Regions from separate parts of the Mus musculus genome. Here region 2 is linked to region 1. The links are chromatin loops, found by intact Hi-C in ENCODE. Cell type or tissue: left cerebral cortex. All regions are shown on one strand. Each heading gives the region's core, and the rest is flanking DNA. Links, peaks and the distances in the headings are about the cores only.

The links. Peaks named below come from ENCODE experiments on the same cell type or tissue, not always from the same donor. Only the 100,000 strongest peaks of a DNase experiment are listed, where the experiment ranks them.
Region 2: it touches region 1 in a loop (3-fold over the local background); 4 of 42 quality-filtered maps call a loop at or near these places.

The regions. Positions count from the first base shown.
Region 1 is chrX:169,297,625-169,303,007 of GRCm38, reverse strand. It overlaps Arhgap6 (Rho GTPase activating protein 6), which reads right to left. Exons shown (of 13, transcript NM_009707.4): 11 at 2,671-2,945; 12 at 1,172-1,252; 13 at 1-691. Among named protein-coding and RNA genes, the nearest start is that of Hccs, 20 kb to the left of the region's middle. In left cerebral cortex, for the core only: a CTCF peak has its summit at 3,212 (motif pointing right); a DNase peak (open chromatin) is centred at 3,215.
Region 2 is chrX:168,715,868-168,721,250 of GRCm38, reverse strand. No RefSeq gene overlaps it. Among named protein-coding and RNA genes, the nearest start is that of Msl3, 45 kb to the right of the region's middle. In left cerebral cortex, for the core only: a CTCF peak has its summit at 3,073 (motif pointing left); a DNase peak (open chromatin) is centred at 3,069.

The DNA.
Region 1 (5,383 bases), core at 212-5,211:
ACTAGGGTTTCCGGGAGGGCGTCGGGGTTATCAGTTGATAGAAGCTCCCAGATCTGCCACCGCTCTCGCTGCCAGTCGAGCCAGCTGGCTTCCCCTAAGTTCTGTTTGTCCTGCTCGCTGGCTGAGAGGGAGTAGGCGCTGCTCAGTTTTTTTGGCCTGGTCTGATGCTCCCCTGAGGCCTGCTGGCCTCCTTCCACAGCTGTTTCTGAACCTTCTTCATGCCTCTGGAGCCTCCACAGGGGAGGCTCTAGTGGCAGCTGGGCAGAGGTTGTGGCAGGCTTCCCTGACCCCGGGTAAGGAGGAGGGGGGCGCCTGTCATCTTTTCCACTCTCCTGAGGTCTCTGGTACACAGGTCGGGCCTGGCTTTGCAGCCAGGCAACATCCTCCTTGCCCTCAGCTAGATCTTCTGTGCTGTTTAGGGACAAAAATGGATCAGAGCTGGCTGCAGGCCGCCTGGTCCCCCTGCTGCCGTCCTGGATGTGGGGAGTGCTGCAGACACGTGACACCGGAAGGTGGACACTGCACTGCTCCACGGTGGCCGCCGTCTGAGTCCTCCGAATTACCTGAGTGCCACTGTCCAGCCCTGTCGGGCTCCCTTGACACCGAGGCCAGTTCAGGGAAAGGTTCCCTTGAGAAAGAGAACAAGGCCTCGGTCGGAGGGAGCTGCTTTCAAAAATGTCGCCATAAGAGCCTGGAACCGGAAAGGCAAGGTCTGGGGTTAGTTTGGACAAGTGCCTTGGGGATTCGCTGCTTGTTCTTTTCTCTCTTTTTTTCTTTTGTTAATACTTCCTTCTGTAGCTGAAACTGTACAGCATGCTCTCAGCTATTAACTACCTGAAAAGAAAATTTCCCTAGCAACAGTGATGGCAGTTCTCTCTGATAGTAGAACCATTTATGTGGCCACTCTAGACACATACCTAGATTCTCACAGGCTTAGATTAGCTGCCAAGCCACATAAACTGCCATGTAACCGAGGCTTTAGGGAAAGAGCAGCAGTGAACTGCTGTCTAATATTGAGGATGAAAGCCCAAAGAACTGCTGTCCCCTTCTTCTCTTTTCAGTCTTTTCTGAACAATGGTTGACAAGCAGCTACCTTATACAACAGCAAGGAAGAGAGAGGGAAAATATGTTTTTAAAGGTAAGGCAAATAATTTTAAAAATGGCATTTCACCTGTCATTCCTGGGTCTTTGGATCCACTTTTTAATGTTGAATGCCAAGTTCCCCAGATATTGAAAGGCTCCTCTGACATTTCTAGGAAAGACAGATAAAGGGGTTCACAACAGAGATCGTTAAGAATGAAACCAATAAATATCATTACATTTCTTTGGCATAAAATATAGTATTCAAGGTTTACTAGAGGCAAAACAATACTATTTGGATGTGTTCTTCAAGAAATTTGTTGGATTGGAGATAGACCAAAAGTGCTCTTTCTATAACACGTTTCTGAGAAACAGAATTAATATACAGTAAATGTGTGTCATGACCCCAAGAATTCAGAACTTCAAAGGATGAACTTTGCGTATGCCCCTGGTTCTGGAGGTTAAGTGACTCTCCTCAAGGACCCAGATAGTTCTGATATCATCCAAAGGGCAGGAGGGAGGCAAAAGAAAAGATGCTGTTCTGTTGGTAGCTTCAGACATGAAAGAAACAGCCATGGCACTAGGCCTGCAGGAGCTCGGAAGGCCCTGCAATGTATTGTCCCCTAGATCCTCTAGAACAGAAGGCACCCATCTGATTTCTGACTTCCCAAACCACAAGAGCGCTAACCTGTGTGTTGCTTCCATTGTGAGTGATAACAGTAGTAGGACACTCACACAAGGGGACAGCTGGTAATGCCCACATGGACTCCAGCTACAGGAACACAGAGAAAGACAATACTTCTGGATTCTGAACTTCCCTCGGGGACACTGCCCTACTGCCACCAGCAGTTTCTTTCTCCTCCCTTCTCCCAACAGGTAGAGAATAACTGCCTTAGAGGGTATCAGAAGATCATAAGGCAGACTAAGACATTCAAAGTAAGAAGAGACCAGAAGTGCCTACAAGAGTACATGACACAGATTAGCCAGGATGTATTCCATGGTAAGTGTTGCAATAATGACTACTTGTAGATTCACTGATGAGCCAATACATGGAACATTCATACCGTTCTTAGTTATCCCATCAGGAGTCCATGGGCCTCTGTGGAACTTAGTTATTCCTTTGACATCCTGATAGCTGGAATTGGCATAACATCATTGTGATACCCAGGCTAGTGCTTTTTGTCCCTGGATGCTGACATTGTCTGGTTTTGGTACATTGCATTGTTATATGGTAGATTAAGCACCTTTGCTTTATGAAAAATTGAGTGACATCTTAGACTAGCAACTAAGCAATGCAAACCCTCTGGATACCTTAAAAGGTCATTTGGGAAAATGAGTTGCTGTTTGGGGCATACACTCAATTCACAGGTATTTGAGAATCAGAGGTTGAAAGGACCTTCTGAGTCAATGCCTTGGGGTTACCATCCCTTCCTCCCATCTTTTGTATTTAGCAGATACTCAGTAAATGTTCTTCGAATTGCAGAAACAATAAACAAGGGCCTGATGAAGAAGGTCCAATATGGCCCACCCATGTTGCATCCACAGGCAGGTGATTAAGCAATTGGGCTGTCCCAGCCAGGCTTCAGTTACCTTTTCCAAGCCTTGGTCCAGGAGAACTTTCTCTTGACTTTGACTTTGGCGATGACAAGTGGCCCACCAGTGTATACTGCTCTGGCACTTTATAAAGCTTCTCCGAGCCCCCCCGGGCCCTGTCCTCTTGCATAGCCAGCAGGGAGCGCTCAGACAATACTGGGGAGTTGTTGTCATAAGGGGAGATGTCTCCACTGGAGGCTTTGTTGGAATCTGTAGATGAATGCCTCCCTCCCATGGAAAAGGAAACTTCCGTCTGAAGTATGTCAGGGCTCCTGGCATAAGATAATACAGGTGTGTAAGTATGATCAGATTCAGATATTACACAATTGCCAATGGAATATTTCGAAGACATGGACATGGAGGCTGAAATAAAAAGACCTTTTGAGCAATGGTCCAACAAACACATCCTTACCAGTAATGCGAAAGCATTTTCCATAAAATGATCACAAGATGGCAGGAAAACACAACAAATGTAACAAGACGTGGCAGCTGGTGAAGGATGTGACAGAGGAGAAAATCAAGTTCTGCTGTAGTTGCCAGTGTTAAACCAGCAGAGAGCAGTAAATCCACACAAATGTCATAAAGCATGGGTCAACTGGAAGGGAGATGAACCCACACATGCCTGTGTTCCACAATGCTGCCCACTGGCAGAGAGGAGTAAAACCTAAGAGGTTTAACGAAAACAGGACGTAAATACAGATGGATCCCTGTCACCACCTTGCATTGCTGGAGTGCCTCATGGACTGATGCCTGATTATATTTAAAGGTGAAAGCCTTGGGGGCGGGGGTCACTATTAAGCAAGGAAAAGAAAACGATGACTTTTTTTTTTCCTTCCTCAGTCTTCTGAATTAAAACTAATCTAGACTAGACAGGGACAATTCTGAGTTAAAGGAAATTTGGGGACTAAAATGGAGCAGAGGCTGTAGGAAAGGCCATCCAGAGACTGCCCTACTGTGTGATCCATTCCATTTGAAAACACCAAACCCCAATACTATTGCTATTGCCAAGATGTGCTTGCAGATAAGAGCCTGGTGTGGCTGTCCTCTGAGAGGCTCTACCAGCACCTAAGACATACAGATGCTCACAGCCAACCACTGCACTGAACCTAGAGACCCCAGTGGAAAAGTTAGAGGAAGGACTGAAGGAGCTGAAGGGGAGCCCCATAGGAAGAACAACAGTATCAACTAACCAGACCCCTCAGAGCTCCCAGGGACTGAACCACCAACTAAAACGTATACATTGGCAGTCCATGGCTCCTGCTACATATGTATCAGGGGACTGCCTTATCTGGCATCAGTGGGAGGGGAGGTGCTTGGTCCTGTGGAGGCTTGATGCCCCAGAGAGGGGGGATGCTAGAGGGTTGAGGTAGAAGTAGGTGTGTGGGCAAAGGGGAGGGGGAGGGGTGGGAGATATGTGGAGGAAAGACCAGAAAGGCAGATAACATTTGAAATGTAAACAAATAAAATGATTAATAAAGGAATAAAAATAAAAGTCTCCCCCTAAAATAATAAACCCAACTTACAGTTCATTGTTGCTTTGGGGTAAACTTTTCTTTTCCCTCTGTACACTTAGCAAATTAATTTATACTTCCTGTGATGAAGACAATGGTGCTACGGGTGGAAATATCTATGTATGAAGAGGTGGCTAAACTGGTAAATAAATTAGTTTATTAAAGACCCGAGTGTATGTAAATACATAGAACATGAAGTTGCAAGGCATTGTTTTGCTGTGTAAACTATAGCATTATCTCACATACCATTAGCATCCATACTTATGAGTTGTCATAGCAACAGAAATAACAGAAAATGTAAATGAAGCAGGAAAATGAGAATACCAGGAATGTCAGGACTGGGCAAAGTCTTACCTGGAAACATCTTTATTTTCTACCTTCCTCAAAACAGTGACCCTGACATCTTAAAGGGAAATGATCAAAGGTTGATTAAATGTTTCACAATGTGCTTCTGCCTCCCCACACCCTTACCCAATTTGCTTCTCTTTACTGGTCTTTGGTTTCCATTTGTTGCAGTTTTCAAAACAAATCCTTTGTGGTTTCAAAGAAGGTAAACATACACAGAGCAATCCTCTCCCAGCCAAATGGATTTTGGCATGCAAAATGAAGGAAGTGGATTCATTGGGGCCCTAGCTTTATCTCAGGTTTCCAGCAAGGATTAGTACCCAGGGGAAAACGTCCTGGCATTTGTGATATGCCATGCCTGTCAGAGGCAGCCTGGACTCTAGCTCTTTTGATGAGGATATTTCCTACCCACATAGAATAACTAAGATCTTTGCTTGCCTCGTCTTTGAACTGATATCACACAATCTTATAGGCAGGAGCCAAAGGACAGCCATGGGGATGATTTTCCAGACATGAATTTGCTGCCAGTGAATTTGAAGGAAATAAAATCAAGAAAAAGCTAACAGCTTCTGCTGGAAATGGGTGAGGAAACTCACCACCATATCTAATTAAAGGCAAAAATCTTCTTCTTAATTCTAGGTAGGGAGACACAAATTCATACAAATGGGTAGTTGCCTATTGTTGTGGGATGCGGCTCTTCTGGAGAGAGGTTTATTATGAACACTGAAAGAAATGACTGTATTAGATTCAGAAGCACAAGGGCCACGGATCTGATTATTGGGCTGATTTTAGTAGTTTCCCCTTCTTAGGTGACATTTTCTTTCCAGTCATTAATGGAAATGTCTTAGTTCTAC
Region 2 (5,383 bases), core at 271-5,270, 580 kb after region 1:
TGATTGAAATTCTAGAGTCCTACAACCGCTCATTTTAAAGCACTTTGCACCAGGCCCTGGATATGTTTTGGAGGTGTCTTTGGATATTTTACTGAGAAGCTGGGGATATCACTCAGTGGTAGAGTGCTTGCCTAGCATGCACAAAGTCCTGGCTTCTGTTCTCAGTGCTGCAGAAGAAAACAAGTGTTATGCTAAGAATGGAGAAGGTGCTTGGATGGAAATCTCTACACTTACCTATATCATGAGGGGTTATGTAGCTTTTGGAAAATGCATTTTTTTGAAGTCAGTGAATTAAGGAACAGGACCATTGCAAGATCCTTTGTTATAATGAAAAATTAAAAGACATTTCAACTCTCAGGCTCTAGATTAACCCAACATGACTCAACCTAAGCCAATTCTACTTTTAAGTTTAGCATCTTTAGGATGGCTCCTGTTTCTTTTGCACTTGGCATCTCATCACAGAACCCTTCATTACATCTAACACTTCTCCAAACTATGTTCTAGCCACAATATTCCTGAGAGAGTTCTGTCTGAGGCTCATTTCATTTGCATGGAACCTTGACTGCACTTTCTGGAATTGGAGACAGGGCTTACTGCACTCTTACCCACATATCAGAGCAGCTGCCCATGAAGTAGGCCCCCAATTTCCTTGGATCTAATTAAACTTGGTAATTTGATCAATCAGCTCTCCTTCCAGTCAGGCCCAGACAGAAGACATCACCTAACATCAATAATTGTAAGTTTCTATCTTCAGAATATCTGTCCTTTTAATTTATTTCAAGATGCTATAACAAAAATACCTCCAGTTGGGTAATAAGAACACATGCTCCACTATGTTCATAGTAGCCTTATTTATAATAGCCAGAAGCTGGAAAGAACCCAGATGCCCCTCAACAGAGGAGTGGATACAGAAAATGTGGTACATTTATACAATGGAGTACTACTCAGCTATTAAAAACAATGGATTTATGAAACTCCTGGACAAATGGATGTATCTGGAGGATATCATCCTTAGTAAGGTAACCCAATCACAAAAGAAGTCATTAGATATGCACTCACTGACAAGTGGATATTAGCCCAGAAACTTATAATACCCAAGATAAAATTTGCAAAACACAAGAAAATCAAGAAGAGGGAAAACCAATGGGTGGATATTTCATTCCTCCTTAGAATTGGGAACAAAATACCCATGAAAGGAGTTACAGAGACAAAGTTTGGAGCTAAGATGAAAGGATGGACTATCCAGAAACTACCCCACCCAGGGATCCATCCCATAATAAGCCACCAAACCCTGACACTATTTCATATGCCAGAAAGATTTTGCTGAAGGGACCCTGTTATAGCTGCCTCGTATGAGGCTATGCCAGTGCCTGGCAAATACAGAAGTGGATGCTCACAGTCATCTATAAGATGGAACACAGGGCCCCCAATGGAGAAGCTAAAGAAAGCACTCAAGAAGCTGAACGGGTCTGCAACCCTATAAGTGGAACAACAATATGAACTAACCAGTACCCCCAGAGCTCATGTCTCTAGCTGCATATGTAGCAGAAGATGGCCTGGTCGGCCATTACTGGGAAGAGAGGCCCCTTGGTATTGCAAACTTTATATGCCCCAATACAGGGGAATGCCAGGGCCAAGAAGCGGGAGTGGGTGGGTTGGAGAGCAGGGAGTAGGGAGGGTATAGGGAACTTTCAGGATAGCATTTAAAATGTATATAAAGAAAATATCTAATAAATAAATAAATAAATAAATAAATATCTCCAGTTGAATACTGGATAAAGGAAAGATGTTTAGCCTATTTCTTAAGGACCTAGAGGAGCTGTTCTCTAAAATAAAGATAAATTGTAAAAGGGCTGGAGAGATGGTTCAGCAGTTAAAAGCACTGGATGTTCTTCCAAGGGACCAGAGTTCAGTTTCTAATACCCAGGTGGCAGGTCCCAACTGTCTGTAATTCCAGTTTCGGGAGATCTAACACTCTTACACAATATACATGCAGGCAAAACACCAATGCACATAAAATAAAAATAAATAGAGCAGCAGTTGCAACCTGCGGGTCACAATCCCTTTGGGAGTTGCATATCTGATATTTACATTATGATTCCTAAGAGTAGCAAAAACTACAGTTATGAAGTAGCAACAAAATAATTGTATTGCTGAGGGCCACTAGAACATGAGGAACTTTATTAAATGGTCGCAGCATTAGTGAGGTTGAGAAGCACTGCTCTAAAGTGTTACAGGGATGTGTCTTGGCTCCAGTGAGAACCTCATGCAGATGTCATCACAAAGGTGGGAACATACCTGAGAGGCCCAGATTGAGCGGTGAATTAGACAGGAAGTGAGATAACTGAACTGGCTTTACACTAACCTATCCACATGGGAAGGAGCTCAGTTCTGAAATAACCACATCATTCCATGAGAAGGTGGCACCCTGCCCACCAAGCTCCTAGCACATGTTTCTTTGATCAATATGCTCATCTCATATTGAAACTATGGCACCTACAACAGAGCCAAATATAGTGTTCCTTTTATGTGATGAAGTATTGGGCCAAGGAGATGGATTCGTGGATAAAGGCCCTTGCTGCCAAGCCTGAAGACCTCGGTTTGATCCTGTGGACCCACATGTTGGAAAGAAAGAACCAACTCCTGCCTCCGCCCGAGTCATTCTCTGACCCCACATAAGATGTTGTGTCATACACAGACAGCCCCCATACAAAAAGGAGAAACAAAATAAAAAATGTAATTTAGTTTAAAAACTAACTGTCAAGGAGATATTTAAAAAATAGTTCTCTACCACTACAGTTTAGTATCTTCCTGCGGGGAAGTATATTCTTCTTTGAATGTTATATTTTGAGACTAAGCATAGATTGCTTACACCAGGGAAGGTTTCAGTCCCACCAAAGCTAAACTTTCAGCCTTACCCTGTTTTCTCACGAAAACTCTTCTGAGTTTGGTATGATCTAGCTCATCTCCACATGCATATTCCTGAGAGGTTTTTTGTTTTTGTTTTTATTTTAATTACTCACAAAGTATTTCCCTAAGTAGAATGCTGATACCATTAAACAGACAGGAGAGTCTCCATCTGGTGGTCATGCTGGGAAATGGCATATTTTTCTGGGAGGACAGGGGGTTTTTAAGTCCTTGTGATATTTCAAAGGGTTGATAATATTCACAGTGTTCAATTTGATCTTTCACATTCTGATTCTTATACCAGCAGAGAATTTTAACAGACATCTAAGGAGCGTACTCTCATCTTCAAACCAGTAATGATTGCAATCAAATGATCCAGCAAAATATTTCTTCAAAGGCCAGATAGTAAACACTTTAGACTTCGTGAGCCATATGGTCTTTGTTGAATTACTAAACATGGCTTCTGGAGGACTAGAGTTACATGTATACAATGCGACATGGTGTTCTCCAGGAAATCTTTGTTTATAGATAGTGAAGTTTTTATTTCATGCCATTGTCACATGTCACAGAATGTTCATACTTGTTTCAAGCACTTGAAAATGTCAAAGCTCAGGGCCTAAGGAGGATGCTAGTTAAGGGAAGTGGACCAGAGTTCAGTTACCAGCACACACATAGGGAAGTTTACATCCTCCTGCTAATTCCAGCTTCTGGGCTCCACAGGCACTGCACTCCCATGCACATACCCACTTCACACACACACAAATACATTCACATAATTGAAAATGGAAACCATTTAAAAATGTAAAAAGCCTTCTTAGGTTATAGGCCTTGAAAAGCAGACAAGATATGGGAGGTGTCCAGTAAGACATGGTTGGTAGACCCTTGTTTAACCTAAATGAAAAGCCCTTTTCCTCGTCATCCTTTAGGATGATTGTGATAGAATTGCACTGCTCTGTCAACTGGGCAGCTTCTCTTTGTCTCTGCAAAAATTAATGTGGATATCTGTGAATATAAACAATTATCTTATTGACGAAAGTTGAACCCTATAGATCTATGACAAGTGACCCTGAAAGCAAAAAGTAGGCTGTACAAAGGAACCTTATAGAGTCATTTCTAAAGATGAACTCACAAAGTTTAGAAAGCATAAAGGAAATCAAATGTCATGACTAATAACAAAGCACAAAAGTAATCAAATAATCAGATTTGAGCATTCAAGCAGAGCAGTTATCAAGGGAGTTAAATAACAGAATAGACAGAGTTATAGAGAGAATTGTGAACTGAGAGAGTTCTAAAGAAAAGATCAAACTATAGAACAGAGATAGTCATGCATTGCTAAACATAACTGAAAAATCAAAACATAAACTCTTACATGATAATTTATTATCTATTTTTATAATAAATAATGGGGATACATAATAAATTTCTATGTACATTGAGTATCTTCTCATTCTTGGGTGATTATGTTATTTTTTATTTGGATAATATCTCTCCTGTCTGCTCTCTACGTACCAGTTCCTTGTCTGAATTAAGACTATTCTATTGTAGGGGCACTTGTTGGGAAGAAGAGGTTCCTGGGTAGAGGAAGTGGGATGTGATCTAGAATTGTGGGAGAAAATGATCAAAATGCATAATGTGCAGCAACTATTATGTCAAAAAAAAAAAGAAAAGAAAAGAAAAATGGCTCGTTTGGAGGCTGAGGAAACAGCTTAATAGACAAATTGCAAGCATGAGGACCTGAGTTCAGATCCCAAAAGCTACATGAAAGTCAGACACGGTAGCATGCATCTGTAATCCCAGTACTCCTGTAGTGACTTGGGCGAGAGAGACAGGAGAATCTGCAGTGACTCACCGCTTAGCTAGTCTGGCATATGCAGTGGCAAAAATGAAGTCCCACCTTAAGTGATGTAGAAGGCAGGGACCAACAATCCAATTTGTCCTCTGATGCAAACACACAGTTTTAAATATTATTATTTGTTTTTTAAAAAGAAATCAATGAGAGTTTTTTCGTGAAATATTAATTAGAAAAAATAAATTTGTGCTATTAGTTTAACATTAGTTGATAACAGGGACATGAGTTTATGTCACAGGGAAACCAAAATTACCCTTGTTTCATTATTGAACATTCAAAACAACAGTCAGTGGCTTTAGTAGCCTCAGACTACATCTTGCTCTGACTTCCTTTGAATGTCATCTCTTTCAAGGTTAAGTCCTGGAAACTATAGTCTCTTTCCCCCAGGTCACCCAGCAGAGGCCAAGAGAGACTCTCCAGTACCTTCCACTTGTTTTCATTTTTACATTCCTTTTTCTCTATGGTCAGAACATAGTCCAAGTGTGCAGTCACGTGAGGAGATTTCTGAGTGCTTGTTAAAAAAACTCCAAGGAAACAAGACAAGAGCCTTGAGATCGGTTTCTTCAAAAGCACACAACTGCTTTGGGATTTTGTTTTCACGACCCTCCCAGGTTAGTAGATGAAAGT